Regions from separate parts of the Homo sapiens genome. Here region 2 is linked to region 1. The links are chromatin loops, found by intact Hi-C in ENCODE. Cell type or tissue: prostate gland. All regions are shown on one strand. Links, peaks and the distances in the headings refer to the core of each region. The heading gives the core; the rest is flanking DNA.

Region 1 (16,635 bases), core at 5,547-13,546:
TCCAAGACAGCTAAACACTCTCAGAAACAGACCCACCGCAAACACTTCTGCGTCTCCACGAACACAAGTTTACATGAGGACCCTTCGGAGAAGGAAATAAAGTATTGGATTTCTTTTATGTGCCAGCCAGCTGGCCTTTAGCTTAGTACCATGTTTTCTTTTGGTCCTGAGCATTTATAGGCATATCTGTGTCTAGAGTCAAGTTCAGAGAGAGAAGGGATTAGGGAGGAGTCAGAAAAAACATCTCTTTCAGGTAGGCAAAACCCACTATGCAGACTTGCTGGTATTCTCACTTCAAAAGACAGCAAACAGATCTTTAGGGAAAGGCACAGTCTGAGCGAGACATGCATGGATTCCAGACACACGGATGCATTTCAGCTCCTCTGTGTTTCTGAAGTCATTTGTTTCACACCAAGACAGAAGCATTGGAGGGAGTGGCAGGTTGGCAGAGCAAGTAGACGGGGCATGGCTGGGTAAAGAAACCACATGCAAGCCTCACTCACAGCTCATTGTTGTAGGGGAGGCAGCAAAAGCAATTTAATTCCACATTTTGTCACAATCAAAATAAGGGCAGACAGAGGCAACTTTTAGTCTTATGCCTTTGTCCACTACAGCTTTGCCCCAGTCATAAACACCTAGGTTTTTCACAAGTCTTAGGCATTGTCCCCATTTAACATTGATATTTCTACTAAAGCTGTTTATTGACAAAAATATTTACAGACTTGAATATTTTCCTGAATGTCAAGTGTAATGAGCTACTTTAAAAACAGCCATCTGAATGGTACAGCCATTTCGGAAAACACTGATATTCTCTTATGAAGTTCAATTTCACACTCATCAAGTGACCTGGCAGCTCTGTTCTTGAGTACCCAAGTGAAATGAAAACATTTGTTCACACACACTCACAAAACTTGTATGCAAATATTTATAGCAGCTTTACCTGTAACCTCCAAAACCTGGAAACAAGCCAAATGCCTTTCATGCGTGCTGTTGTGGTATATCCACAACGTGAACACTAACTGGGCAATAAAAAGGAACATACACTCATGAATGGATCTTAAATGCAAGAACGTGAATGGATCTTAAATACATGATGCCAAGTGAAAAAGGCCAAATGCAAAAAGATTAGTAACTTTTCTTACACAGGAAAAACTAGAGAAAAGCAATCAATGTTTGCCTGGAGCTGGAGGGGAAGGGGTTAACTAAAGGGACATGTGGGATTAGGGTGATGTTCTGTATCTACATTGTGATGGTAGTTACTGGCTGTATACTTATCGATTCCAGCAGAACTCCATCTATGCAAAATTGGCGAGGTGGGAGGGGCTCTTACCCAGTATGACCTGCTCTGGGCATGAGAATTGTAGCTGCCAATGTGGATTATGACCAGTCTTCCAGATGATTACCTCTAGCCACTGCAACTTAGGACCCTATCAATGATGGTCAAATGATTGGTTAAGAAAGACTGAGGAAAGACTGCATGAAATGAGAACTTTGCAGCGAACTTAAGCATAATATTCACAAGACTCTACAAGGGTCAACTGGTCTTTATTCTCTTGCTCCTCTCTCAAATTCTGCCATCCTTTGTCAGCATTGATCATATTGTGTTAGTCTGTATTAGATATTAATTTCTAGTATCAAAATCCTGACTATAATTTGAACATTCTCAGTCTGAGGATGCTTTTATTAAAATATCTCATCATTATTCCTGTAGGTTTGTCCCAAATGCTGGCTGGCAGCTTTGTGGATAACCTAGAAAAGTGCACTTTCCCCTTGACCTTGTTCTGCTCTTTCACCTTTTGCCCTGTGATCCACACCTGGTGCAGTCTGCCTCCTTGCCTGTTTCCCATGAATTCTGTGGTAGGTAGGAGTGTGGATTAGTTTGCTAGGGCTGCCATTAAAAAGTGCCACCAACTGGCTGGCTCATAGAGGAGAGATTTATTGTCTCATAGTTCTAGAGGCTGAAGTCTGAGATCAAGGCATCAGCAGGGTTGGTTCCTTCAGAGAACTGCCTGGAAGATTCTGTTCCAGGTCTGTCCTCCACCTTCTGGAGGTCTGCTAGCCATCTCTGGTGTTCCTTGGTGTGCAGGAGAATCGCCCCGATCCTCTGCCTTTATCCTCACATGGTGTTTTCCCTGTGTGTGTGTCTCTGCATCCAAATTTCCCCTTTTTATATGGATTGGATTAGAGACCCACCCTTCTTCAGTATGACTTCGTCTTACTAATTACATCTGCAACAACCCTACTTTTCAAACCTCACATTCTGAAGTCCTGGGGGTTAGGACTTCCACATATATGAATTTTAGAGGGACACGATTCAACCCATAATGGAGTGTGTTAATTCTTTTTAACAGGAGGAAGAGTCATCTACCTAGAGGTATAAGCTGAAGTCTGTCCTCACCCCAGGCAAACACATGGATGCCACAAGACCTATGTAACAAAGCTAAACACCTTGCCAGGCTACAGTATAACAGAGAATATCCCTGCAAATCTGCTTCATGAAAGTTACATTAACCAGCACATTTTTTATTTCTACTTTCTTCCTCAAAAATAGAGTATAGAAGTTTAAAGTTATATTTTTGTGGAATATATGTGTAGAGTTAAGATGAAATAACTTTTGGGAGGAAGTTTGTGAAATCAGCTCGTGGTTTTGACTCAATTTATAACAAGTCATGTTAGGCCAATATAATTTCTACTACAGTGTTGTAGATATAGACCCCGTTTCTCTAATACACCCCATTGGCCATTCATTTCCTGTAAGTGTGGCTTATTAAGTAAGATGTTTTATGGTACAACTGTGAGCTTACATTTCACATCTTCAGTTTCTTTCAACTAAATTATTGGAAGTTCTAAACTAAAGACACTTTTTGGGCAACTAACCGTACTATAAATTCTTTGAAAATATTGCACTGTGGTCAGTTTCAGAATCACTGTGGTCTAATCTAGACTCAGTGAAAAAGCCATCTAACATTATTATAATCAGATCACATGGGAGGCACTAGTGTGAACCAGTGATGCCTAAACTCTGAGTTATGTCAGGAGTTACTGGGCACCTGGGTGTAGCCTTTTTTAGTCCCAGCTGCTATTCCATTTATGCCTCGTAGCACAGATAGAACATGTCCTGTTTGAAATGAGGGAAAACTGAAGAACCAGAAGAGCATTTAGAATGGTAATTATTTTGAAGATTTTGACAGTTCATTCATTTAGGAAAAATATATTTCATACCTATTACATGAAACTATTTTTAAAACTGACATTTCCTGTCCTTGAGATGCTCCTGATGAAATGGGAAAGCTAAGCATGTAAATAGCTGAATCATTTAATATACCAAATGGAATCATGGAAGCATAGGTTAAGTTCTGTAGGATTCTGGATGTTTAAGGCAGTGACTCTAACTTGTAGTAATGATAGTACAGCAATAACTCCATTTTCTGCTTGTGAAGGTGTAGGCAGTAGGATTTAAGATAATTCTTGTAAGTTCCCTGATTTTTTTTTTTCTCTGCACTTTGAACCAAGTTATTTCAACTAAAATGGTGAGAAAAGAGTGTGAATGTCTTGGAGACTCTGGGTTAAAAATTAGGGTTGGGGACTATATGTTGGTCAGGAGTCCTCAGAGAAACAGAGAAGTTTATTTTAAGAAATTGGCTCACACAATTGGTGGTGCTTCGTAAGTTAAAACAGTGTAAGCTGGAGATTGAGGTAAGAGCTGATGCTGCAGTCTTGAGTCTGAAGACTGGAAACACAGGCAGATTTTGTGTTGCCGTCTGGAGGTAGGAGTTTTTCCTCAGTAAGCCTCAGTGTTTGCTCTTAAGGTCTTCAACTGATTGGATGAGGCCTATCACATACATACATATATATATATATATATTAGACGGAGTCTCACTATATTGCCCAGGCTGGAGTGCACTGGCACAATCCCGGCTCACTGCAGCCTCTGCCTCCCAGGTTCAAGCGATTCTGGTGCCTCAGCCTCCCGAGTAGCTAGGATTACAGGTGCGCACCACCTTACCTGGCTTATTTTTGTATTTTTAGTAGAGACAGGGTTTTACCATGCTGGCCTGCCTGGTCCTGGAACTCCTGGCCTCAAGTGATCCACCCTCCTTGATATCCCAAAGTGCAGGGATTACAGGTGTGAGCCACTGTGCCCAGCCTTATGCACAGTATTAAAGGCAGTATACTTTACTCAAAGTCTACTGATACTGGATGTTTATCACATCTTAAAATATCTTTACAGCAACACCTAGACTAGTGTTTGTCCAAGCAACTGGACACCTTGGTCTAACCGGATTGACACATAAACTAAAACCATCTTAGGGGCACACACGTATACTCTTTAATGTCTTCAAGACATTGCGTCCTCAATGAAGCACAAATGTTCTGAGAAGTCATAGTTTATTCTTGTGAAAATGGTTCTGGGATTCAGTTTCAGCTGCCTGCCCTCTGAAGACTGTCCCTGCCTCCCTATTAAGCAAACATATCTCTATTTGCTAAACTTTGAAAGGGAATAAGGCTAACCAACCAATAGAAATTATCCTGACTGATTTATATATTTTGACATTTCTCATAAAGCAGATTTTTTGAACAATGTGATATAAAACTGTGATAGAGGATATTAAGGAAAACTATTATCTAGTGATTTTCTTGAAGTATTTCATTTGGAAGCATGATCATATCAATCTCTGGTAAAGTCTATGTTGTGCCATTTCACATGGTTTTAATTATGTTATAAAAAACCCATATGATATTCTAGAATCTCAAAAAATCGATCTGTAATAACAGGAAATCCAGGACCTTTTTTATTTAGTCTCTTTATAACAACAATTGGTTCCAGCTTCACAGGGCAAGGGGGAAAAAAACCCATAAAATTTGTGACAGCTACAATAATACTGCCTTGGCTCGATTAAACTCAAAAGCAAGCTGATTGAGGGATTGATTTGATAGTGCAAGACATTTTGAAAAAACGTGTGTTCACTCACTGTCATGGGCTTCATGGTTTATTTCTTTTCATGCTCAGTAACTATGAAAATGCCAGCAAATGTCAAGTAAAAAAATTCTTTTCATTTTTTGTTTTCTTCTCCAGATACCATGTCTGCCAAAACAACCACAATAAAAACCCACTTTGGTGTCAATCTTTGATCATTCTGAAAAGGATGTAGGCTGTTCTTGGATTTCTCCAGAGATTAAAGACTAGACTAGAATTTCCAGTAGTCTAAAGGGTGAACTGTGTCTAAACAACATTTGCCACCAGCTCTCGTTAAAATCCAGATTGATGAGCCCCTCCCCTAGAGTTGCAGATTCAGTAGGTCTTGGGTGAGGCCTGAGAACTTGCATTTCTAATTCCAAAGTAAGGATCATACTTTGAGAGAATGACTCTTCTGTACGTATGAGATAAAACATATTAAGAGATTAAATCAACCTCATTATAAGCCCTCCATATATGTACAGATTTTCCATTTCATCCATATGTTTATTCATTTATTCATTTTAGTACTTAATGGGACTACTATAAGGATAGATTTTGTTTTTTAATGATACTTTAAGTTCTAGGGTACATGCGCACAACGTGCAGGTTTGTTACATATGTATATATGTGCCATGTGGTGTGCTGCACCCATTATTCATCATTTACATTAGATATATCTCCTAATGCTCTCCCTCCCCCCTCCCCCCATTCCACAAAAGTCCCCGGTGTGTGATGTTCCCCACCCTGTGTCCAAGTGTTCTCATTGTTCAATTCCCACCTATGAGTGAGAACATGCGGTGTTTGGTTTTCTGTCCTTGCGATAGTGTGCTGAGAATGATGGTTTCCAGCTTCATCCATGTCCCTACAAAGGACATGAACTCAAGGATAGATTTTTTAAAATCACTATTATCGAAGACCTTAAGATCTAATTTTTTTAAAAGCAAGAAGAAACACATAAGGAAAAGTTACATAATAATGTAAAGCAATAATATACGATTACTTGCCAAATGCTTCAACCTTTCCTGATGTCATTAGCAAGATGACTTCTAAAAGGGCTGCGTTAATTCTGGCTTGCTCTACTGTTGACCCAAAAAAGGAGCACATTTCACTCCTAGGGACTGACTGCTATTATACTCAGAAGTGGGAGGGTGAATTTCTGGCTGAAGTTCATACGTTACAACTCAGCAGTCGACTTACTCTTGTGATGGAGCATGAAATTGAAGCAATATGGCTCCCAGCTGAAGGACCAGCTTTGTAGGATTCAGGCCCAGGGCACTGCTAGGGGACCATATAAATGACAGAGGCTCTGATGTCTCGATTTTCATCCTGGTTGGTGGGCAGCCTAGGGGACGTCCGGCTCTCCTGGAGCCAGTGTGCTGGGATTCTGCTCTGATTCCTTGGCTCAGCAGCAGTTCTGTCCTTTGTCCTTTCTGAAAACCTCACACACAGAGCAATTTAATATCACGTTAATGAGCTGCCTGAGGCCCTTGGGAGGTCCTGCCCCACCCCCGCCAGCACATCTCCAAGGATGACTTCCCTTTCATTTTCTTGAGAGGTCACTGCCCTGGCAGTGTCGCAGAATACTCTCCTTCCCCTCACTGTGATCTCAGGGATCCTGGTAACAAGTCTTGCTCACTGCTGTCTGGAGCTTACGTCAAATCCAAGAGAATGTATGCAAAGTCTCGCAGAATCCAGAAGTGTTACAGCCAGCAGACCAGAGACAGGCACTCCTTAGACATGATTGATGCCCCTCATCAAAAACTGGTGGCTGACTATCTTAAGTACTGGCTTTGAGGCCTGGCTTTCAAAGCCCCTCCCCACAGAGCAGATGGTCTGAGGGTGGCCCTGCTTGACCTCACTAAACGTTTTGTGTCTCTTTTGTGTGGGTTCATGTTCCCCAGCACCACCTTATTGTTCCTCTCCCTTGTGGGTTGTGCTTGATGACAGCATTGGTCAGTGGTGTGCAGCTTCCTACTTAATTATTCATATCAGAGTGATCTAGCAGAAACTCCCTCTCCCAGGCTAGATCCTAAGCTCCTAAAGGAAATGAATATTCTTTACCCTTTGCTATTTCTCACCACATCTAAAACAATGTGGAGCGTGTGTTCAGGAAGAGCTTGTCAAATGACAGGCAAATGAAGAGTAACAGATCTTCAAAAGTAGAAAATGCCTTTGATATTCTGTTTAAGAATGAGAGAAAGAAGTTGTAGAATCTGGCATTATCTGGGTAGTGATACTTGCCTAAGAAAAGGGAGCTGAGGCCGGGTGCAGTGGTTCACTCCTCTAATCCCAGTGTTTTGGGAGGCCCAGACAGGAGGATCACTTGAGGCCAGGAGTTTAAGACCAGCCTGGGTAACAGAGCAAGACTCCATCTCTACAAAAACAAAATTAGCTAGGCATGGTGTTGAGCACCTGTAATCTCAGCTACTTAGGAGACTGAGGTGGGAGGATGGCTTGAGCCTGGGAGTTTGAAGCTGCAGTAGGCTATGATTGATTGTGCTGCTGTACTCTATCCTGAGCCACAGAGCAAGACCCTGTCTCTTTTTTTTTTTTTAAAAGGGCGGGGGGAGATGAATTGCTAAAAATAACATCTGTGTTCAACATTGTGTAAAAAAGAATTTGGGCTTTGTGCCTCATTTTGACTCTAATTTACTAGCTGTGTTATTTCAGCTACTTCCTCTTTGACATTCTGTTTTCTTATCTGTAAATTGGGAGTTTGTATCTGGCTTGCAGTGCTAGTGCAAAAAATAAAGGAATTGATGAATAGATGCAAAAGATAAATCAACTAGTGAATAGTTCATGGCATCTGAAATCTAATAGGTGCTCAAAATATCTGTTTTTATTACCAGATATACCATTTTTAGGACAGACTGCTAGTAAAATCGGCATCAGGTGAAGCAACAGATTTAGAAGGAGTCTTCGGTTTCTGGCAAGCTGGTACAATAAAGTGCTTAATACCTTCTTAATGAACCACAGCCAACCCAGCCCTTATGAGACAGATGCTATAGCTTTCTAGATTGGGTTGCTGGAGGGAGAGCCAGACTTGCTGGGTAGCCACTCATGTGAGGAGAATTGTTTGAATAAAAGGAGAGAGTGGAATCGAACATCGTTTGGAGATAACCCGAGATGCACCCCTCTGCAGAGAGGAAAAGGAAGTAGGTTTGAGAGTGGAAACAGCCAGTGAACAGAGACGCAGAGACATCCGTGAAGGTAGTGGGTGAGAGCACACTCAGGCAGGACTAAGGTGGAGGTGGCAGGTGGGAGGTTTAGTTGGCAAGATGTCCCTGGATAGAGAGAACTCATGGCCTGCCCATGTCCTTTACGTGTGAATCAGCTTGCTGTGGCACTGCAGCCTACCACAGTAGTAAGCATGCTGTTCACTCTCACAGATGGGCAGAGGTGTCCAGGTGATCACCTGCAGGGCTCACCTTGGCTCAATACATTACCTTCTGAGAAGCTGAGGCCAGCAGTTGGGGAAGGAAACACATGCCCATCTGATGAAATTCAGCTGGACTGGGCCGCCTACAGCGTGCACTGTTTTTGGTCTGCGCAGGTGAACTGAGCAGATGCAGCCTATCTTCTAGCTCCAAGTTGCTTCAGTTTAGCCATCTTCTCCCTAGTTCTCATGATCAAGAAAGGGAGTAATCAGAAGACTTATGTTATTAGAGAGTCTCTTGAAACCTTGCTAAGTAGAAAAGTAAATAGTCCATTGGTTTCTTCTTGGAGGCCACATAGAAAAAGGTGCTCAGAAGTCTGTTCACCAATACTCTGTGCTAGCTCCTTTCGAGAAGTCTTGGGGAGAAGTAATACCAAGTGTTTTCAGTCACATCTGTACTAAACTTCCCACTCACCTCTCTGGCTGTCCTGTCCATTTACACGGTCTGTGCAGTAGCTAGTCATTGAATAAAGCAGAATCAGGGATTGTGGGTTATCTTCTTATAGGGCACATGAGTAGTTTGTGAGAAGACAGCATTGTTACAACAGGGCAGAACCTCACATTCTGCCAAAAAAAAAAAAATAGGCCTCTTATTTCTGCCAGATAATTTGAGATATCAGGACTTGGAGACATTCAGGTTTGGAAAGTGCCAGAAGAACCCCTGCAGAAACCCACTCTTGCCCTGAAAAGGATTCTCCTAACCGTGGTTCTCTCTATATGAATTCGGACTTAAAAAAATAGAAAAAGAATAGCTACCACAGCGATTTCTAAAAATCTATGAGCAAGAAGAAAGTTCAAAAACAAATGAAGAAAATTTTAAAATACAACAATTTAAAAATAGCATTAGGAAAGGGATGGATGCTTCTGTATGTGATATGTGTCTGCTGATAAAACCTGGAAGGAGTTGTTGGGCCTGCTTTAAATCTGCACACTGTTGGCAATGACTTTTAAGTACGATCATCTTTTTCCCTGTCAGTAACAGAACAGTGTGGTGGTGGTAGTGAGCAAAGTCACGTAGTTGGCAAGTCATGAATAGAGTTTCAGACAATTTTAGGCAGAACGTAGGATATCATCAGCCCTGGAAAATGACACACAGAAGGGGTGTCAGTGACCAGCAGAGCATGGGTCACTGATAGAATTGCTACATTAAAACCCGATCCACTTGGGTTGCAGCGTGGGATGGGTCTTGAGATGGAGTCAAGGAAAAAGCATGACTGCAATCATTTGCTTCCCATCGCTGTCTGCTGGATTTCCCCATTAGCTAACTTAGGCACACAAGCAAGAAATGTCTAATGAAATAGAGTAAATAAAAGAAAATGCAGCCAGGCGCAGTGGCTCACGCCTGTAATCCCAACACTTTGGGAGGCCAAGGCGGATGGATCACCTGAGGTCAGGAGTTTGAGACCAGCCTGGCCAACATGGCGAAACCCCATCTCTACTAAAAATACAAAAAATTAGCTGGGTATGGTGGTGGGTAGGGTAGCTGGGTATGGTAGCCTCCCAGCTACTTGGGAGGCTGAAGCAGGAGAATCGCTTGAACCTGGGAAGCAGAGGTTACAGTGAGCCGAGATCACACCACTGCACTCCAGCCTTGGCAACCAGAGCTAATCTCCATTTCAAAAAAAAAGAAAAGAAAAGAAAAAATGCGTTTAAAACCTCTTTCAATAAATCCAGGACATCATGATGAGAGGAGACCTTAGAAATGACCTAATCCTCTCACCTCTTTGCTTACAGATAGAGGGGAAATAATCTGCAGAATGATTTGTGGTCCTAACATGGTAGCTTTATGAGGCTCGTTCTTTAAAAAGAATTCTGCATAGTTTATCTTAATTGTTCATTTCACCCCGACTTTCATCATCGTTCTCTCACAATGTCTTCTGAGGCTTTAGAGATTTTTTTGGTAGCTAAACATTCCAGGAAGCAGCCATCATTTTTTTTCTTGGGGGTTGGGGCAGCAGCGGGTGGGGGTTGGACAAAAAAAGAGAGTGGTGATAGCATTTAAGAAGCAAATGTTAGCCAGCTGCACTGTCAGTGGTAGTATTTCTTAATAGGAGGATTTAGGGACTTTATTAATATGTTCAGATAAGATTAGCAGCATTTGCAAACATGATCTTTGGCAATCTACACCAGAACAGAACAGCTCAGTTCCTTTCTCAAGACAGTTGAGTACTTCTTTCCTACTTTATCAGTGCCTTTTCCAAACAAATGCCTGAAAACCATGTATTAAGGATAAATCTGGCGATTTAAAGTTACAGTTGTTTCATGTCATGGTACTTCCATCATCTTAGGTTGACTTTTAATTTTTTTTTTATTTTTGCTTCCATTTTATAGCTTTTCTAAAGGTAGTTTTAATTAGGGTGAGTGGTAGATTATGCATATGAGCCTATTAAGCAAGCCTGCTCCATATTGTTTCCTTGCTGGAAATTTTCTCTCAAAGATGGTCACAAGAGACAAGTGACTGACCCAGGGACTTTATTTAAATAATGAAAATGGTTATGTTATGAATGGCCCTGGAAGAGACATTGTGTGTCACCCTGTGGGTGGAAAGAAAATGATACTGTGGTAGAATGATGTGGAAACCATGCATCTGATTGATTTCCTGACCTGCTGCCTGCGGGGCACCCTGGTAGCCACGGTTGCTGTTGCAGTGTGTGTCCTGGGTATTTCACTCTCAGTTACCAGATATGGCTTTTTCTTATTCACTGTTCTCTTATGCAAGATAATAGAGCCTACTGCAGTGAGCTTTAACACTGCCTTTTGGGTCTCCAAGGTCAGAGGTAGTGACTCGGGGTCTTTGGCAATGCATTTGGGGGATGGGGGAGTTCAGGAGCCCTGACGTAACAGCCTGAGAAGATGCACCTGAGACTATTTTATGCATTAGGTTGAGTTTTGCATTCGATTTTCTTTGGGGAGAAAAAAGCTTGAAAACCCAGCAGTGTGTTTCAGAAGAGAACAGGCTGTTTATCTGTACTGTTCTTAAAAAAAGAAAAAAAAAAAATCTAGTGACAACCCGTCTTCCCCTCTTAGCTACAGGGTCTGGGTTTTTGCACAGGGCCTGATGCTTACTTAAAAGGGCCCTATGCTTAGTTTAATGCTTTGCTGTCGCCATCTTGAAAATTCTTAATTTTTTAAATGAGGTGTCCCATAGGTTCATCTTGCACTGGGCCAGGCAAATTACAAAGCTGGTCCTAATTCTAAGGTCAGGCACTATGTGCAGTAGGCCTCAGTGGGGCCAGGTGTGGGGCTGGGCTGTAGAGAGTGAGTTATGGACATTGTGGCCCAGCCTGCCCCTCGCCCCTGGTTACCCAGCCTGAGTGACAGCCCTTTGTCTACCTCGTACCACATCTTTCTTGCTGTGGACCCAACACAGCCCTTTGCAGCCCTTCTCTGATGCTCTTCATTGAGGGCCAGACCTTGATCCCCAGTCCTGTGCCATTGGTTGGAGCCCTGTTCTGAACAAAACACTTCCTAGAACTCTGACAGCCTTCATCTGACTAAACCCCAGCCCTGGTCATTCTCTTTTCTACTCCCCTTCCTCCCTCCCTCCTCTACCTACCTACATTTTTGACACTCAGAGTTAACCAAGAAGACCACAAGCATGACAGACTCCAGAGTGGACTCCTCGTGCTCCCCTGAAGGGTGGCCCTTGCCTCTACCTCACTGTCTGTTCTCCCCTGTGCTCACCTTTCTCCCTCAGGGGCTTGTGTTAGCCAAGCCCATCATGAGCAAGGGAACAAGGCTGACTACTCAGTTCTGTTGCAGTGATCACGCTGGATTTTCCAAGCCATCATGTTTATGGGTTTTAGCTGAGATTCATGTGACTGATGCTTGAACATATACTTTGCAGTCCCCCTGTTGATGGCCTTTAAATCCCTCCTAGATCTATTCTTTATGTTCTACTTCTACCACCATGGACCAAGGCCAGGCTGTCATCACTTTGACCCTGCATTAGCAAATGATCAGCCTTTCTCAATGGTCTTCAGTTTCTCCTTTCCCCAGCCAACCTCATATGGCCTCAGTGTTCATCGTCTTCATTCCAGCTGCAGTATTTGAACACACCCTCTGTCCGGAAGACTGTGCCAGATGCTATGAAAGACATAGATGTTTCACACGAATCCCAAAGACTTCATAAAATAGTTGGTAAGATCAGTGAAATACAAGCCAGTTAGTAATAGATACCTTCTGAAGGGTACAAAGAAAGTACTGAAGACATTGTCATATATTTAGGTTGTTTCTAGTTTTCTCATTAAATATACTAGTATAGAAATGGTTTAATGACCATGATCTAGTCATATGATGAAATAATATGCAGCTCTATGTACTGACAATGGAAAATATTCAATATACAAAGTAAAAACACAGTGTTTATATGTGTGTGTGTATATATATAGTATCTCATTTTGTGATCTCATTTATATAATTAGTGCATAGGAAGTATAAAGTTGAGAGAATTATGTCAAATGACGATTGTCTAGATAGGATTAAAGAGGAATTTACCCTTCATTCTTTATGCATTTCTATAAAATATGAATTTTGTGTAACTTTGTATTAAACTTGTAAATATAAATGAAACACTTTCGAAAGGAAAGTTTTAGAGTTAAGAGGAAATCAGGCTTTAAGCTGCTGATAGTTATAAAGATTGTCTTTATGTGGCTCCTAGAGTCAGATTGCCCTGGGAAGAATGTCTCACCATCTCAGGTTTGTCCTGCTTCTGCTGTTCACACACCTCCCTTATGCAGCCTTCTGGAACTTTCTACTCAGCATAGGTTCATCACTCCAGATGGTTATTCTCACGTCTATGCTGCTGTTCATGCTATTCTCCCTTCCTGAGACGCCTCCCCTCCTCCAGTTAACTTATTCCAGCCCACTGTTCATCACGTTCCCTGCCCCAGCTTGCCCAGCCAATGCTGTTTCCCCTCTAAACATCGAGGTACCAATGATTTGGGGTTATGATCACGAACAACTCTGGTACATTTCTGGAAATGTTGCACATGTTTTACTGACTTGTAAATCCTAAGTTCCTTTGTTGGGAAGAACTGGCTTCTGATCATCTTTTATGACCTCAGTGGCATGAGAATTCTGTGTTGCTAGTAGGCATTCAACAAAGACTTGGTGACTGGAATCATAGCCCTGGTGCTGAGCTTCCAGGCGTCCACTGAAGCTGATCCACTTATACCAGCAGGGGCCTTGCCCTGTAGGGTCTACTGCTTCTCAGCCTCTGGTGCCCTTTGAGCCTGTCTGAGTAGGCCCACAGCCAGAATCAAATAGTGATGTTATCTTCCTGATTCACAGAAAAAAATATGGCTGAATTTTTACTTCAATTTTTCTATAATTTCGTAAATACCCTGGATGCTTGCTACTGATAGTCTGCTTCCAAATGTTGGCCAGATGGCCAAATGAATGCACAAGTAGCAAACAAATAGTATTTTAAAAAATCAAGAAAAACTAATTGTGCTTATTTTTAGCAGATTTGTTCTATTCTTCCCCCCAACCCCCATCCACATGTATTCTAACAAGCAGAGTTGGGGTTTTATATTGGAAACAAGACAACATTCCATCTTGTGTCTCTCGCTCAGTCCATGCCTGGACCTGTACCTTTACCTCTGCAGTTGCCATTTGATGTTCTGGGCAGCTCACCCACCTGGTGGGGTTGTAAGGGTTGCATTGCTCTCTTCTGTCGTCCTAGTCTAATCGTGGATACAGATTTCATCAGAGAACAAAAATACATAAACTCATAAACATGCCAACAGTCTTGTCTCTGTTTTGGGCTTAAGCAATCCGTGACTTATATGGAAGAGTCCATTCCCTGAACACCACCACTCAAACTGGGAAACAAACAAGAGAACTGAAACAAACGAGATCGAAACCTCTAAGGCGGCCTGGCCACAGGCTCAGTGATGGCACAGAGGACATAGAGACACATGTGGCCACAACATGTGAGGGAGGCTTTCCACACCCCCTGCATGAAGGCCACTGAATTAGGGACAGCTGAGTGCTCAGGGAATTTTCAGTGACCCCAGATGAGGGGGTGTGCCAGTAGTTCATGAGGTAGTCTTGACCCCAGCCAGAACTAGGATGGGCCAGGGAGTAACAGGTAACAAAAGTGTACTGTGTGGATGGGAAAAACACCTGGATTCCGGCCAGAACGTACGCGTGTGCACATCCCCTCAAAGTAACTCGGGTAGAAAGCAGGTTTATTATTGAAAAGATCAGGGGACTGACATGGAGATGGAGTGTAGGAAATCAGTTCCCATGTGGGCCCACATTATGTCATTTCTCCACCTCTCTGGAGCCACAAGGTCTGTTGTCTCTGCCTCTCTCTGTGCAGCTGGTTGATTTTCTAGTCTCTGAAGTGTACCAGTTTGTCTGTGGTGGGAGAGGATTACCCTCCTCTTTAATTCTGATTCACATTGCTAAATTTCTTAGTTAATAATCTAAAAAGATAGGTTCTGATTGGTTCCTGGTTTACCAATGGATTGGTTTTTCTGTGGGTCAGGTGTTCATGCCTAGCCAGTCAGCTTGTGTGTTTGCATGTATGTATATACACACATGCATGAAAGACCATACTAAAAGGACTAAGGGAGGTAATGGATTTTTGATAGAATTTCACTGTTTTAACTTATCTTTATGTGTAAGTATTATTTAAAGCAGTCAATAAATAACTCAAGTTTACAAATCATGACCTTGGCTTAAACCTAGACCTATCTTCTCTGCCTACGTACTTGTTAGATCTGGGGATTCAGATCCAGCTCCTGCTGAAGTCTGAGGGGAGAGGGTGGGTGAGCAGAAAGAACACCTCAGGGGGCAATAGGCAGGTAAAACATGATATTATCCAGCAGCAGCTCTCTTCAACAGCTTTCTCAAAGTAGCTTTCTCAGCAGGAGCTTACTCTCACACCATCCACCCTGTCTCGGCTGCTTGAGCTGGCCGCCCTCACACACAGCTGCACAGCCGGCTCTCCCTTGCCTTCAGGGTCAGCAGCTTAACTCTTTCTCTGGGCATGAGCAAGCCAAGCTGTGTCCTTGCTCCCTCCTGTCAGTCTTGCAGATGTACCTTCCATTCCACTCTCTTACTCTGGGCGCTAGCATGCCCGCCATGCCAAACCATGTTTAGCTGAGCCAAGCCAAGCCCCAAGAGCCCAAGAGCACCTGTACAGTGTCAGCAGGGCAGTTATACCTTTTACAGACAATAGTGGCATAGGGCTAAGGGATGGCCTTCCCATGTTATGGCTACATGGCTGTGATAACAAGTGGAGTTACACGCCTGCACTCTAAACTCACTGAGTCACTGTGGCCGGATGTCTGCCTCGGTCTATTCCTTGACCAAAGCACGTCCATGTAACTTACACTCCACCCCCTAGGCTGAGGGAGACATAGGGTTTGGACACACAGGTTTGATATACAGGTTTTGCACACAGGCCTGACGTAATTTTGGGCATGCAGGCCCAATACATACACATAGGCTTGACATATAAACCTGACACATAAGCTTTGGGCATGCAGGCCTGATACATAACTAAGCTTTTGGGTACACAGGCCCATTACATACATGAGCTTTGATAAACTGCCCAGCTATTGGCGCAGATTACCATAGGAGTTACCCTTTTGGTGATTATCATTTACACTGCCCTGAGCTTAGCTCATTCAGTACTCTGTTTCCACTTGGTTTTAAACCATATGGTGTCAGTACTAGGCTGGACCACACCAGCAGGCCCATCTGTGCACCATGTCCCATTTGGAATGGGGGGACGCTCTTCCTATCAGTGAAGGCTCAGGGTCTAGGAGTGCCTTAGGCCCCATGGCCTTATCTTGCATTAGGACTACAGGTCTCAAGACTTTTTGTAACTCTGCTGCTAAGGGACTTGTACTTTAGTATGCTTCACTGCTCTAAGTAGGTGCCCCACTTCACTGAAGTGGATGTCTGTGCCGTCCCTGTCCGGGGAGTCGTTATCCATCAACACACCCATCCTGCTATTGGGTAAGTTGTCCACGTGACAACTGTAACCCGCCCTGCCACACTCTTATGAGCCAGAAGGGCAGCATATGCAGTTACTAACTGCTTTTCCAGTCCAGGGAGTGGTTACTCATGAACACACCCTGCTTTTGTTTTTGTTTTGTTTAATCCCATGTAGGTCTTTTTTTCTTTTTAAGTTATGGGATACGTGTGCAGAACGTGCAGGTTTGTTACATAGGTATACATGTGCCATGGTGGTTTGCTGCACCCCTCAACCCATCATCTA
Region 2 (16,635 bases), core at 3,455-11,454, 96 kb after region 1:
TATATGCTTGATAAATGGTGGCTGCTGTTATTGCTGCTGTTGTCATTGTTAGTAATAACTGCAATATGTGCAGTAGAGACATTCAAAGCAGAAAGTGTTCAGAGGGGACATATACACAGAGGCCCAGGGCAGTCAAAGAGGGTCTCAGAAATGAGGGGAGAAGTGAGACCATGTTATCAAGGAAGACTGCCCAGGACTTAAACAAGTAGAAAGTAGAGGGCTACAGAGGGTTCCAGGCAGAGCCCTGACACAGAAAGCAGTAAAGACTATTTGTTTGAAGGGCATGAGGTTAAGCTTGTTCAGGGCTAGGGTGAGGTGGGTGGGGAATGTGAAACAGTTTTCTTCACCTTTGCCCAAGAAGCCAGATCTCTATAGAAGATCTAGAGCCCAGCCAAGCTAATTCTGTTGCATTATCTCATAGAGCACCATTTTTGATCAGTTAGAAACAGATGAATCCCTCCCATTTATCGCTGTTTTCTGTGGAAGGTTGGGACAGTTCATTGAACCATAGCTGTGACCTTTGAGAAAGCTGCCATAGGAAGGCTGGCTGGGAATCGCTCCACGTGTGATGGTTGATGTGGTGTTGGGTTTCTCTAAGCTGAATTTCTCTCTGCTGAATTTCTCAATTCTGTTGGTTATAGCATGATGGGTAAACCCACAAAAGTCACAATAATTGCACTTCTTTCTATAACAGCTTTTCTCAGTCACCAGCTGTGTCCTTTATGTTGCAGTTTGGCAGACTCGAAAGAAAATTAAGTTTAGCCCCTTTGGTTTAAGATCTTATCTAAAGACCTTGCCCAACCTAATTAAAAACACATTGCATGGATACCACATACTTAGAGTTTCTTTCAATATTAGTGGTTTCAAACATCTAGGCCTTAAAAGTAGTCTCCCTCATCCTAAAGAGACTACAGCACCTATAATTAACATAACCCAGAACTGAATATTTTCAGGAAAAGTGGTCACACATGCTGAAAGTTGTTTTGCCAGAGCTAATTATCTGCTCTGTTGCTTTTTGCTAGAACACTTTTCATAGCATGTTTGTTTTAATCTGTGGGAAAAAGTCAATGATTGTTTCTTTTACTAAAGATATCTTTAGTCATAATTGTTTCTATCATCAAAGAATGCAAAGTACAAATGCAGTATTTCAGAAAATATTGTATATTAGGGTTCTCCAGAGAAATAGAACCAATTTTGATTTCGATTTTCTATGTAGGAGAGAGAGGGAGAGACTGAGACTGAGTGAGAGATTGAGACTTTTTTAAAGGGATTGGCTTATGAGATTGTGGAGATGCAAGTCCAAAATCTTCATTGTAGGCAGGCAGGCAGGCAAGAGATCCAGGGAGGAGTTGCAGTTGGAATCTGCTGGCCAGAAGTCCCCCTTAGATTGGTGGGGTGTGGGAGGGGAGGTCAGGTTTTTTCTATTAAGACCTTCACCTGATTGGATGAGGCCCACCCGCATTATGGAGGGTCATCTGATTTACTCAAAGTCTACTGATTTCAATGTTAATCTCATCTAAAAAATATCTTCACAGAAGCACGTAGAATAATGTTTGACCTAATATTTGGACACTTTGGCCTAGCCAAGGTGTCACAAAAAATTATCACAAATCTATGCCTTGTCAACTTGGCACCCATATGCATCTTCTTAAACCATACCTAATCTCCAGATAAAGGCAATAACAAAGTTGTATGTTCATCTGACATGCTGCAACTATGCTGCATGAAACACACTAACCCTTTCCCCAGAAGAGGGTATGAAGTCCTGGGGCACTGGACTTTTCCAGCATCTCCTTGATATGCTTTAATGTAAATACTGTGATGTAAAGTTAACAGTACTTAAATACTGTGATATAAAGTCACTACATCTTATGACATATGATAAGAAGATAAAAGAAGGAAGAAAACAAAGATTGGCATGCAGGTGCACACACACACACACACACACACACACAGAGACATGGAAATAATCCATGGAAAGATAAGAAATACTCATGACAATTTACAGGGCTTTTTTCTGTAACTTGTCCCGTGGTCATAGCTGATACATGTAACCTGCCACCTTCTACCACACAACCCATATTCCCTTTGCCCTCAGCAAGCACCTCGCCTGATCGTGGTTCTTTCTCTACCTGGTTAGGTGACCCACACCTTCATTCCTGAAGGATCTGAGACGTTAGCCCTGCCTGAATTGAGTTGTTGTCTTCTGCTGACTTTTTAATCACAGGGTGTGACAATACTAAGGGACCACCTAAGGTGTTTCTGGTGTTCCAGACATTCTTCCTTCCCTCTGTTGTGGAGTAACAGTACAATTTCCCCTTGGTAGCCAGGATCAGTCACCCCAGCTAGAACAATAACTCCCTTTTTTGCCTGCTGATGCAGAGGCATGAGGAGACCAAAGTAGCCAGGTGGCACCTTAATTTTCAGTTCAATGGAATCATTTTTGCTTCTGTTGCTAGAAGTATTCCTCCCTTTGAAACTAGGCCCTCTAGGCCAATATAACATAAAGTTATAGGAACAGGAAGCAAAAATTTTGCTAGTGGATCAGTAGGGATAACAGTGAGTGGTGCCACTCCCACTTCCACCCCTTGATTCTGGGACCTGTGAATCCTGGTTATGGGACAAACCATACCATATGTTGGATACTGATTCAGAGAATATATATCCTCCTGGTGAACCTGACTCCAGACTAAATAGCTGGGTACCATGGCCTAGCCAAGTTGACATGTAGCACTAACCATCACAGATGGCAAAAAGAAACTAGAATGTCTAAAGAAATACGTTAACTAATGAGTGGAAGCTATAGTTTTTAAGCGTTGCTGCCTCGTATTTGCTGCTCTAAGTCAGGGCTCAGTGAACTGTGGCCTGTGCCCTAACTCTGATTCTGTAAATGAAGGTTTATTGGAACACAGTCAAACCTATTTATTTCAGTATTATGTGTGACTTCTTTTGCACTACAACAAATTACAGCAGAGTTGAGTAGTTGCAAAAGAGATCTACAAAGCCAAAATATCATCTGGCCCCTTAACATAAGTTTGCTGACCCCTGCTAGAAGTGATGTCTTGATTGGCCAGGTGATAGGATGATCTCATTTGTTCTACTTCAGCAATTATTAATTCAGCATAAACTGTGGGAAGGGAGCAGTACTGGTTTCTCAAGGGGACACAGTCCCTGCCAGGTAGCTGAGCAGTCATAAGAACCAGCAGCAAAAGAAGCAGAAGAGCAGGTAAAGCTTGTACTGTGCATCGGGCACAGTGCTTAATGGCATCATCCAATTTAATCTTCATAAAAGCACCATGAAGTGTGGGTATTATTATCTTTATTTTGTAGGAGCTGAGGCATAAAGAACCCAGGATCACCGAGATAGTGGCAGAGATGGGAGGGTTGTCCCAGAACCTATACTATGCACCCTAAAGCTACATACTTCCTGGAATAGGGCCTGGCACAGAGTAAGCATTCAGTAAATGTGGAAGAGTAGCCAGCCGCAGTGGCTCACGCCTGTAATCCCAACACTTGGGAGGCCAAGGCGGGCGGATCACCTGAGGTCAGGAGTTCAAAACCAGTCTGGCCAAAATAGTGAAACCCTGACTCTACTAAAAATACAAAAATTAGCCAGGCCTGGTGTCTGGCACCTGTAATTCCAGCTACTCCAGAGGCTGAGGCAGGGAGAATTGCTTGAACCAGGGAGGTGGAGGTTGCAGTGAGCCGAAATTGTGCCAGCGCACTCCAGCCTGGGTGACAGAACGAGACTCCATCTCAAAAAAATAAATAAATAATAAATAAATATAGCAGAGCATGGGAATAAAAGAGGTATAGAGTCCCATGGGCGGTGAGAGGGTAGACAAACTAAACTCTGTTGAGGAGGTCAAGGAAGGCTTCTTGAAGGGGTAGCATTTGTATCAACTCTTGAAAAACTGGATAAGATATCAACAATTATAAAAGGACATTGCAAGAGGTAAAAACAGAATAAACAAAAGTATGGAGGTGAGAAGGCAAGGATGTGAATAAGGGGTGAAGAAAAAGAGAAGTTAGTTTTGCTGCAGTATAAGGAACTTACAGATAAGTCTCAAGGTTAGAAAAGTCTCAAGGGATATAATGCCAGAACTTAAATACAGGAGCGAACCATTTATATTTCATGTTGATTAGTAGCAAGTTGTAAAGGTTTTTAAACAAGGGGATGGTGTACACAGTGCTATGCTTTGGGAAGGTTAGCCTGGCAGTGTTATCCCAAATGGATTTAATCTTGGGATGGTAAGAATCTTGGGATGAAGATCTTGTTTACAAGGGAGTTTCTGAAGGTCTGAGTTAGAATGGTGCCAAAAGAAATAGGACAGAGAGGATAGAAAATAGATACACTGTAAAGATAAAAGCTACATGACTGAAAGCTGGTAGGCTCTGGGGAACAAGCATCAAAAATGGAGGACTGAATAAATTCATTAATCTTGCCTCCTCCAGAAAATGCACAAAATGGGCAGGGCAGGAGGAGGAGGCTGGAAAGATTCACAAAAGACAAACCCACGAGGACAAAATGGGAAGAGGAGATAATAGCAATAAAACTTTGGAAGCTGGAGAACAGAGAGGGAGGTGGTAAATAGCTTAGCACAATCCAAAAGGTTGAATTGTAGCCAGCTTAAGGAAACCAAGGAGCAACCCCAATTTACACCAAAACAAACAGTAATCAGTAACACTACAAATAAACTAGAAAAAGGGGTAAAAGTAGTGTGAAAACAGGATTGATTAAAAGTTTAAGAAGAAGTCAGACTCCTGGATCTTGTCCTCTGCTCCATACAGACAGGATATTGCCTTTTCCACAACCAGACAGAAGACAGAAGATATATTTTCTAAGAGAGTACACCAGAGGTTCAAGGATCTGAAGGAGACCAGTCAGCTGAAAATGAATGCCCAGTACTGAAAAAGGAGGGTTTCGGTAAATGCTCACACATTGAATTTTGAAGCCCTCAGCCTTCTCCCTTCACTTGAGTTCCAGAATGACTTCACTCTCAGGCAAGGATTTGGAAATGTCTTCTGTGGGCATTCTAGACAACCCAAGGAAAAGGTCTTAAGAAACTGAACTTGTAATGCACTGGCCAAATCACTTACAGTGATACCCAGATGTCATAAAATCATAAAACTATATGCAAACAGATTCTATTAATCTGTTTTAAATACACCGTGAATAAACTAGAGCAGCCGTCTCAGGATCATCAGATATTAGAGGGAAACTACCATTTGGCCCAGCAGTGGTATATATTCAAAGGAAAATAGATCATTACACCAAAAAGACACATGTATTTCTATGTTCATCACCGTGCTATTCACAATAGCAAAGACATGGAATCAACCTAGGTGCCCATAGTAGTGGATTGGATAAAGAAAATGTGGTACATATACACCATGGAATACTACACAGTCATAAAAAAGAATGAAATCATATCTTTGGCAAAAACATGGATGGAGCTGGAGGCTATAATCCTAAGCAAACTAACATAGGAAGAGAAAAACACAAGTACCACATGTTCTCACTTATAAGTGGGAGCTAAACATTGTGCACACATGGACATAAACATAGGAACAAGACACTGCAGACTAGTAGTAGGGGGAGGAAATAGTGGGAGGGTTGGAAGGTGAGTAGTCGGGGGAGGAAATAGTGGGAGGGTTGGAAGGTGAGTAGTAGGGGGGAATAGTGGGAGGGTTGGATGATGAGTAGTGGGGAGGAAATAGTGGGAAGGTTGGAAGGTGAGTAGTGGGGGAGGAAATAGTGGGAGGGTTGGAAGGTGAGTAGTAGGGGGGGAGTAGTGGGAGGGTTGGATGGTGAGTAGTGGAGGGCGGAAATAGTGGGAGGGTTGGAAGGTGATACTGAAGAAGTTTTCCAAGCACGAGAGCAAGAGATCAAAGAAATTAACAATAGGGAAAAAAAAAGATGAGAATATTAGACATAAAGTCCAGGGGATGCAACATCCAAATAATTTAAAATTCCACACAGAGGGAGTAAGTTCTTAAAGATATAATTCAAAAAGTCTTCAGAATTGAAGGATATTAATTTCCAGATTATAAAAAGGGTTTACCAAAGATTGAAGTGGTACCATATAAGTCCTAAAAATTTTTAGGGAGGAAAAAAGATGTGATTCATACAAAAGCTCAAGAGTTTGAATCTCACAGGACTTCCCTGCAGCAGCATTGAAAAGCTGGAAGACAATGGAACAATGCCTTCAAAATTCTGAGGCAAAGTTTTCCAACCTAGAATTATATACACAGACTATCAGTAGTAATCATAAGGGTTGATAAAGTATATTTTAGACATGCATGATCTCAAAACTTTTACCCCTTTTATGACATTTTTCAGGAAGCCAATGGAGAATATTCTCCACTAAAATGAGGGAGTAAACTGGAAGAGAGAAAGACATGGATATATGGTTTGGCTGTGTCCCCACCCAAATCTCACATCGAACTGTAATAATCCCCACGTGTCAAGGGCAGGGCCAGGTGGAGATAATTGAATCATGGGGGCAGTTTCCCCATACTGTTCTCATGGTGGTAAGTCTCACAAGATCTGATGGTTTTATAAATGAGAGTTCCCATGCACAAGCTCTCTCTTGTCTGCCACCATGTAAGACATGACTTTGCTCATTTGCCTTCTTCCATGATTGTAAGGCCTCCCCAGCCATGTGGATCTGTGAGTCAGTTAAACCTCTTTCCTTTATAAATTACCTAGTCTCAGCTATGTCTTTATTAGCAGCGTGAGAACAGACTAATACATGAGAGATCCAGGAAACAGGAATCCAACAAAAGAGAGAGGGAGGTGATGGGCATCCCTAGGTTCATGGTGAATGCACATTCATGGAGGCAGCTGTAGGCTGGGCGCGGTGCTGGTAATCCCAGCGCTTTGGGAGGCTGAGACGAGGATTATTTGAGGAGTTCAAGACCAAGAGTAGTAGCTGCTGTGCAGCAGACCTACAGAGTCCTAATTAGAGCAAGTTGAGATTAATTTGAAAAAATGTCTATAAGAAGAGATTCGCAAAATTGAGGGGATCTCTGGTGATGAATCAGTGATCAATTTGTAGAAAACTGAATATGTAGATTGAATTGTCCAGAAACAGAGCCTTCACCACTTATTTAACAGAAAGCAATTAATATGAAGAATTGCTAACTAGTAATTGAGAACCAAAAATGCAAAGGAAAACTAAGTATCATTGAGGTAACAACTGCAGGAAGCAGCTACCGCCTCTAGGCTAGGGAAACAAAGAGAAGATACTGGGCCAGTGAAAACTTAGAAGTTTGGAGGACCCAGCACTCTGAGGAAGAGGTACTGGCTAGCAAGCCCTATTTCTCAGAACTCAGAGGAAGTTACTAGTGGATCAGGGACCCAGACCTTTGAGGAGGGGCTACCAGATGGCTGGCTGGTGCTGATGTCTCTGAAATGGGATATAGTGAGGCTGATTTTGCAAGTGTTGGAAAAAATACAAGCTGGATTTTGCTGCTACTGTTTTCTTTTTGGTAGACACAGGAGCTCACTATGTTGCCCAGGCTGGTCTTGAACTCCTGGCCTCAAGCCAGCCTCCTACCTCAACCTCCGGAGGTGGCACATGCCACCATGCCCGGCTTGCAGCTGCTATTGAAACAGTCTGCTAGTGGGATGGAAGAGAAAGGCTGATATTAGGCTTTCATGAATAGGAAGCCCAGGAAGCAAACCAGAAAAAGGCAGATATCCTTTCTTCCTCTTCCAGCCTCCCTGTCTGTATCTGTCTGTGTCTCTATGTGTGTCACTGTCAGAAATGAAGAGGCTGGCAACTGACACAGGAATAATGTGGTCTCCAGAGCCCAAGTCACAAAGTAGCCCATGGAAGAAGAAGGTGGGTGTTTGAAGCTAAGAGGGAAAGCTCAGTAACTGGCACCCCAAAAATATACAAGGTAATTCTTTTAATTCCAAAGAAGACAAAAAGGTCTTCAAGAAGGTACAAGTAATTCAAGCATACTTCCAGGCTCAGCAAAGAATAGCTTTTATGTTGTCATTATGGTGCAAATACTAACAATTACCGCACCAAAATATCATCATAACTGTATTGGCCAGATGGAGGGAATATGAAGTTATGGGTGTGACTGCAGGGCACAGGAGGCCGTGAAAAAGTTAAATGCATCTCTTCTGTTACTGGAAGTCAATAGAGAGGATTTAAAATAAAAATAAAGCAATGCAAGTCAGCTATTTAGAGATGCAGAAGTGAGTATAGAAAGAATCAGAAGAGTTGAGAGCGGTTCCTCAGGGAAGCAGAAATGGTAGGAGAGACAGGGAACTGCCTTGTTAGGCACCATGATCAACTCAAACACTTCGACAGCCTCTCTGCCTCCTTCTTCCCCTTCCCAGCTGCTGCGGAATGGTGGCAACAGCCAACAGGGAAGCTCAGAGCCAGTCATGCCAGGATCACGCTCTCCAACAAAAAGAGCACAGAACCTTGGCTGCCTAGAGGCGATGCCAAGTGGGGGAAACGTGTAGCCAGAGACAGTTTGCAGGGTTGGTCAGAACACCATGCAGGCAAAGCAGGCCTGAAATCACAATCATGGGAAGGAGTATTTTACAAGGGCAGCTTTCCAGGTCATCGTGAGAGTGGCACAATACTTGTCACACAAACCCTCCCTGCATCAGGAGCTGACAGCCCACCCGTTCACCTTCATATGTGGTGGAGCAAAGCCAGACTCGCTCTGTGTCCAAGTATAGTTTATCTGTCAGCACCTGGAAGAGATAGTGCAAGGATTAATGAGGTGCTGGCTCCGGTCCGGGAGTCAGTGTTGTGCCTGAGCTACTGAATTAGAGCCAAAGTCCCTTCAGAGGCTCATTACATATCAGTTCATAGGAACTGAGAGGAGCAGATGCCCTAATTCTTTATGAGTAGCAGTGTATCCACCTCAGTTTGTACAGGCTGAGAGCTGGAAAGAGACCTCTAGCCATTCAAACTCACCCAACCCCTTCTCAGCATGAGAGATCAACCCCCCAGGATGCACACTTATACAGTATACACACATAAGCATCGGCCCTCTTATAAGTCATGCACATTTCTATTACAAAGTGATATGGTTTGGCTGTGTCCCCACCCAAATCTCATCTTGAATTGTAGCTCCCTTAATTCCCTCGTGTCATGGGAGGGACCTGGTGGGATGTAATTGAATCATGGGGTGGGTCTTTCCCATGGTGTTCTCATGACAGTGAATAAGTCTCACGAGATCTGATGGGGAGTTCCCTTGCACACACACTCTTGCCTGATACCATGTAAGAAGCAGCTTTGCTCCTCATTCACCTTCAGCCATGATTGTGATGCCTCCCCAGCTATGTGGAACTGTGAGCCAGTTAAACCTCTTTCCTTTATAAATTACCCAGTCTCAGGTATGTCTGTATCAGCAGCATAAGACTAGACATGTATACACAAAGCCCCCTTCCTACCTCTCTGAGCCTGCCTGACTTCCAGCCCTTCCTCCCACATGATGACACCAGTGCCTGTCACCCCAGCTGGCCTTTGTTTAGTATTCTGCTGGGTGGAGTCACCTGCCTCTACAGCAGTTGATGAACAAGACAAAACAGCACCCCCAACCCCGAGGGAATCCGCAGAGGCTGGCCCTCTTAAGAGTCTTTTCTCTCTGGATAGTGACAAAGACCAAAGGATGACAAGGTGACCTAGGGGAAAAATCACGAGTGATGTGATGCCATGTAAGTTACCCATTGCAGTACTCTTAGAAGGTGACCCACAGCCCTAAAGAGTTCCTGTCCCTCCAAGTATATCTGTCCACACTTCACACGTGCCCTTGAGCAGAGCCCAGCCCAGAAAGTCCTTTCCAGGCCAGGGCCAGGTTACTCCGCCTCCTCCTGTAGTTGATGTGAGCTCTCACTTTGCTTTTTCAGATTACGACGTTTGTGCCGAGGCTCCCTGTGAACAGCAGTGCACGGACAACTTTGGCCGAGTGCTGTGTACTTGTTATCCGGGATACCGATATGACCGGGAGAGACACCGGAAGCGGGAGAAGCCATACTGTCTGGGTGTGTTGGGAATGTGCTTGTTTCCAGCTTCTGAACATGTGCCTTGTTCAGATGGTTCTGTCCTTGGTTGGACCCTTCAGTTCTCATACTTGTTGGATGGAGTTGTGTTTGATATTATCCTAGGGATAGCTTATCACTGCCCTTCATCACAATTACTAAAACCAATTAGGCCCAAGGAATTCTTCCGGGATTTGGTACCAGCAAGGTCCTAATTGGCAATGAGACATAAGAGCAGGAGAAGGGGAACATGCCCAAATATAAACTAGAATAATGTAAAACAGAGTATAAGTGGTCAGAAAAGTAAAAACGCAGACAGAACAAAACAAGAATAAACATTCTCTTAGAAGATGGTTGGGGAAAAAAGGAAGTAGCCATATGGCAGACAGGTTGGGAGGAAGTCAGAGGGAGCTGAAGCCAGCCACCTGGGCTGCAGCTGAGCAGAGCCTGCACCATCCACGGCACCAGCCTGTTTACTGCCACCCTCATGAACTGGCTATCCCAGCCGTGCACTCCTTGAGGTTCTAAGGCAGCTTTATGGCTCATTTTCCATTGGAACCATGTGTCTGAAAGTGTGGTCAGTTCATAACTAACCCAAGAAACATCTGGGGTCCTCGTTTGGGGAAAAAAAAAAAAAACCTGGCCTTTTCTCCACACCTAATGAATCACAACTCTGAGAGTGGGTCCAGACGTGCATATTTACACCAATGCCTCTAATGATTCCTAGGCATGGTGAGATTTAAGAATCAACTGGAGGATGAACTGCCAGAGACTAGCAGGTAGACCTACATGGAAGATAAACCAGCTGTCATGAGCATCCCTCTTTCTCTATCCTAGCAGGGGCTCTAGGGAGCACCATTTCTGAGAAGTTCTAACCGTAGGTCCTCTGGTTGCTCCCTGTCGGCATTTGGGAATGGTGCCCCACAATGCCAGACAATGGGATTGTGACTCCCAAGTGAATGGGGCAGGGATCTCTGGCCTCTCCTGCAGAGAAAGGTACAGGCCATTCCATGAGGCTCAGGTCCCAGGCACAAGGCTCTTACTTCACTTTATAGCAGCTACTGTACCCTATTCTTTATGCATTTATTTTTGAGACAGGGTCACACTCTGTTGCCCAGGCTGGAGTGCAGTGGCGTGATCATGGCTCACTGCAGCCTCAACCTCCCGTGCTCCTGTGATCCTCCCACCTGAGCCTCCTGAGTAGCTGGAGCTACAGGCATGCGCCACTACACCCAGCTAATTTTGTTCGTATTTTATAGAGATGGGATTTTACTATGTTGCTCAGTCTGGCCTGGAACTCCTGGGCTCAGCTTCCTGTCTTGGCCCCCCCAAAGCGCTGGGATTACAGGCATGAGCCACCGCACCCAGCCCCCTGTTCTTTTTGTTTGGGGGTTTGGGGACCAGCAGAACTTGGCTTCTACTAAGAGTTCTATTTCTATCTCTGATTTCAACTTCATCTCCTCTCTCTCTGGGCAGTACAGGCAGCATCACATGTAGGTTTAGGGCAGGGACACCTGGGGAAAGGCAGTGAGCCTGAGGAATTGCAGAGGAGGATGCAGCTGCAACATCCGGTCTACAGGTGACATAGTTGGTACTGCCGGGGAGCGTCCAGATGACCACCCTCCCCTCAGCGTACACAGGGACTGAGTCACTGGCAGCTTGTGCAGGGAGTGGCTGGGAAGTTGTTGCCATCCTCAAGTTCAGGGCTGGCCTGTGTCTACGCAGCACATGTGCACAGTCTGGGGCTGCATGCCACGGCTCCCACCCACTGCTACCCACTGTCTTCAACCAGTGAACAGGAAATGGAATTGGGCCTCCCACTGTCCTCGTGGTGGGAAACGTTTTTGTTTCCACCATGCGGCAGGGGAGCAAGTCCATGATGTGCATAGTTAACATGGGCTCTTCATGGGGACTTGTTTGATGGTCCCATGGCTCATTTCCACAGCTCATGAGGGGTCTGTCTGGGTTCTTGATGAGGCAGAAATTTCCTGGGGAAGACTCTTTCCATTAGACCCATTATGACTATTTTCTTTTATTAGAAGTATCTTTTCCCAGGTGCCATCATGGCTTTTAACTGGGAAGGAGCCATTCCTAAGTGACCTGTGGGGTCATCGTCATGCTGTTTGGAACCTATACCATAAAGGGAAACTTAAAAATCCCCAGCACAGTAGGGCACTCACAAAAAATCATCTCTATAATGTTTGCTTCTCTGAGTGTTGTCACTGGTGATCTCATTGTCATTTCTAAGCAGCCCTCTGAAGTGTTTAGGGCAGGCTTCATTGTTATTGTTCTGTAAGTGAGATCTCTGAAGGCTAGCAGTCTAAGCCACATGACTTGCGAGTGGCAGAGCCACAGCCAGGAACCCCATCACTGATCAGCCTGTAACAATGGCCACTTGGCCAAAAGTGCTGTTTTTATGGATGACCCACATTTCTAGCTCCCTACTTTATTCCAGGCTGCTCTGATCAAGGTCGGCCCAAGTGTCCTTCATTGTTATTAACAGAGAGGCAAAGCCCAATGTCATCTGTTGTATTAGAAGTGAATTCTCAGAAACTTAGTATTCTCTACATTTGGTTCAAACCAGATATTGATGAGTGTGCCAGCAGCAATGGGACGCTGTGTGCCCACATCTGCATCAATACCTTGGGCAGCTACCGCTGCGAGTGCCGGGAAGGCTACATCCGGGAAGATGATGGGAAGACATGTACCAGGGGAGACAAATATCCCAATGACACTGGTAAGTAGGGCAAGTCTAAATATCTCCCTAATTACATATTTTTATATATTATATATATAACCAGTTTGGGGGTTTATATATTATATAGATATGATTATATAATTGTATATATAAATATATTTATGTAATTATGCTATGTAATTTTATATACAATGTATGCCACATTATGTTTAATGTCTAAAGTTTCCAAGTGCCTATATGTAATTATACATAATTATTTATTGTATAAGTTCGTTCTCACACTGCTGATAAAGACATACCCAAGACTGGGTAATTTATAAAGAAAAAGAGGTTTAAAAAACTCACAGTTCCATATGGCTGGGGAGGCCTCACAATCACGGTGGAAGGCAAAGGAGGAGCAAAGGCACGTCTTACACGGTTGCAGGCAAGAGAACGTGTACCGGAGAACTGCCCCTTGTATTGATAAACCATCAGATCTCTGAGACTTATACACTGTCATGAGAATAGCATGGGAAAGACCTGCCCCCATGATTCAATTACCCACCACCAGGTCCCTCCCATGACACATGGGGATTATGGGAGCTATAATTCAAGATGAGATTTGGGTGGGGACACAGCTAAACCATATCATGTATTTTATATTCATGTAGTTATATGTAATATATATAACATATATTTTTATATATTAAGAGCACAATCAGGTACCTCAGAGGACAAGCAGGCAAGTGGGCAGGAAGGGGCACATATATGAATTGTAAATGGGACCTAGGGAAGAGAATATAAGTTCAAACTCCTTCTAAAGAGAAAGAATAAGAGTGATGCCCATTAGCTCAAGGGTTGTAAGCTAGTGTGTACTGGAGGAAGCTCTCCACCAAGCTGAAGTGGTGTGCTCTTAGAGAAATGAGTAGAGCTTAGATATGTGTTTAGACAAACTAAGATGAGCAGAGAAGAGGTCAGAAACGCTGTGTTTTCCCAAAGAAAATGGGCTGAAATATAAATATGAAACATCTCCTTGTAAGGTAAACAATCTGTATCCATGCTACTCAAAATATGGTCTAGGGACAGGCAAGATTCACAATTGGATAAAAACAAAAATTGAGAGTGTTTAAAAATTTTTATATCAATCTGACAGAGGAATTTTGTTTAAATCCAAAAATTTATGCTTGCATTTTACATCTTATTTTTGTAGTGGTTCATCTTTGTGTTTCACAGAAGTATCAGTCCACAGGCAGTTGGAAAATTTCTAAAAGCTGGGCCTTTAGCACAGAGCTGAGAAGCTGATTTACATTATGTCGGCGACATTCAACTGAGATGTCTGGTCACTCAAGCATATGATCAGCTGAAGTTCGGGTTATTTCCTTATTTGAGTTCGGAGGAAAAAAGAAGAACGAGGCAGAGTGGAAAAGGGGAGGGATGGGGGAAGAGGAAAGAGAGAAGAAGAAAGAGAAAGGAGAAAGAGAGCCCCTAAACTAATATCAATGCTCCAGGCAATGCCTTGTCATCAAAATACCACCATATGCATGTGTGAAGCAGCTCTGGTCCCCCTGCCAAGTTGTCAGTGCCAGCCTAGCCATGAAAATGTAGGATTTTAGCCTACATGTCAAGGGCCTTTCTAGCAAGGGTGAACTTTGAAGCAAAATGGACTCCATTGACAATGGCTGGCAGGACCACTTCCCTGGGGAGAAAGCCCTCAGCCACTTAGAGGGCCTGAGGCTGGTGCCACACAGCCACCAGCTCCTGTACCCACTACTTGTAGCCCAGGAAGCTGCTGTCCTCTTCCCCAAGCCTAGGGCTTAGCTCTTCTCTACTTACCTCGGGAAGGGAAGGTGGCTGGAGCTCTGTCGGGAGAGGTTGGCTGGGCCTGAACCTTCCTTTGGGGTTCCTAGGACAAATCACCCATAGCCAGAAATGCAGAGATGAAAAAACCAGAGCTGTTTGGGCACTCAGGAGGTGGTGATTCTTGGGTGTAGCCCAAGCTTCAAAAAGGGCTAGAAGGCAGCAGCCATCAGCTGAGGACAGCAAACAGCTGAGGACCAGCTTCCGCTGCCTGGCAAGGGAGAACTACAAAGTGAAATTCTGACAAGCAACTGGGCTGAGTCACAAGGAAGCTGCCATATGTCGGAAGTAAATGCAAAATAAGTCTTTGGAACCAGTTTAGGATTGGGCGATTTGAATAATTTGAGTGAATTTGAGGACTTGGTGACACTTCTTAAAGCCTGAAGCATGTGGCATGTGCCTGCCCAGGGGTGTTCATAGGGCAGAGGAAACGGGCTTGTCGATCATCCAGGTTGACTGGAGAAAAGTAACATTTACAGACCACTTTTTTGTTTTGTTTTGTTTTTGAGACAGAGTCTTGCTCTGTTGCCCAGGCTGGAGTGCTGGAGTGCAGTGGTGCAATCTCAGCTCACTGCAAATTCAGCCTCCCGGGTTCAAGGGGCTCTCCTGCCTCAGCCTCCCAAGTATCTGGGATTACAGGTGCCTGCTACCACTCCCTGCTAATTTTTGTATTTTTAGTAGTTTCACCATGTTGGCCAGGCTGGTCTCAAACTCCTTGACCTCAGGTGATCCGCCGGCCTCTGAGCCTCCCACAGTGCTGGGATTACAGGCATGAGCCACCATGCCCTGACTACTTTTTAAGTTCCAAATTAAAATCACTGAGTTTTGTCCCATGGTGGAGACAGTGGGGGAGGGGCAGGCAAGTGTAACTTACCTCATAGATGATGTCCTTTACTGAAAACAGGAATCTCACTGAAAAACAGGGTGCAGCTATTTAGCCACTGATCTATGAATGTGTGGGGCCTGCTTGAGAATCAGTCACAAGAAAGCAGCTTTCTAATTTTTCATTTTGGGAATTGGATTTTCAGCTATGCTCTGAGCCAGGTAGCCCATGCGTTATGGACAGCCCAGCCTGGCAAGTCCATTGTCTCTTTGCCTCAGATTTATCTACAGGTGAAATCCCACTTATATGCTCATGAAGGGCAGCCTCCAGCAACCAAGGCTTATGCTTGAGCATAATCACCGGGAACCCCAGCAACAAACGCAATACTGCTGGGGGTTAGGTTGAGATTCGATGTTGGGATATAGAAATAATAGGACCTGGCCCCGCCCACAAGGAGTTCCTGCCTGTGAGGGAGAGTGGCCTGCGGGGAGACCAACCATCACTAGCAATGACCAGAGAAGCGGGATGGAATTTCCAGAGACTGGTATCAGATTTTAAATGCTGAGTTTATTTGTGCTTTGGTCTCAGGTAGCCTCCACCTCCTGCAGTAATTCCTAGATCCTCCACCCACATTCCTCTTCAGTCCCCAAGGCAGCAAGCCCTGTGTATGGCCCTGCTGTGTGGTGCCCTGGCGGTGGCTGTAAGTCAGAGAAAATCAAAAAAGTTAGCTGGGTGTGGTGGCACGTGCCTGGAGTCCCAGCTACTCAGGAGGCTGAGATGGGAGGATCACTTGAACCCAGGAGGTCTAGGCTGCAGTGAGCTACGATTGCTGTGGGTCAGAGTGCAGTGACAAGGTCTGCCCTGGTGAGAGACAGTCACCTGTGCCTCCAACCTTCAGCAGTGTGGGCCCAGAAAGGGCTGGGGGCAGGCTAGGGTGGGAAAGGGGGAAGGAAAAGGAAGTTCCCAGAAATTAGCAGTCTCTTGCTAAGTCAGCACTGGGACTACATGCACCTCTTTCCTTCCCTGAGAAATGAAATGTACTTCTTAAATATTTTTCAAGTAAAGTTTCAGATAAGTACAAGAAATCAAGAATTATTTTTAGTTGATGACCAGTGTGACCTCTGTGGCTAAGAATTCAGTAAAAATACCTGAGCAGTAGTAATATTAGAGGATCTATTTTACATTGTTTTTTGGTATCTTCTCTAGTATTATTTGCGTTAAAGGCATATTTTATCTCCACCGTTTACTGCAGCATTTCCC

The links. Peaks named below come from ENCODE experiments on the same cell type or tissue, not always from the same donor. Only the 100,000 strongest peaks of a DNase experiment are listed, where the experiment ranks them.
Region 2: a loop joins it to region 1, with 2.5 times the contacts of the local background. A loop is called at or near these places in 8 of 110 quality-filtered maps.

The regions. Positions count from the first base shown.
Region 1 is chr18:59,560,515-59,577,149 of GRCh38, reverse strand. All of the region lies in intron 2 of CCBE1 (collagen and calcium binding EGF domains 1), which reads left to right. Among named protein-coding and RNA genes, the nearest start is that of CCBE1, 130 kb to the left of the region's middle. In prostate gland, for the core only: no CTCF peak of the experiment used is centred there; no DNase peak of the experiment used is centred there.
Region 2 is chr18:59,462,859-59,479,493 of GRCh38, reverse strand. It overlaps CCBE1 (collagen and calcium binding EGF domains 1), which reads left to right. Exons shown (of 11, transcript NM_133459.4): 4 at 9,887-10,021; 5 at 12,603-12,755. Among named protein-coding and RNA genes, the nearest start is that of LMAN1, 110 kb to the right of the region's middle. RefSeq lists a silencer at 6,796-6,955. In prostate gland, for the core only: no CTCF peak of the experiment used is centred there; a DNase peak (open chromatin) is centred at 8,450.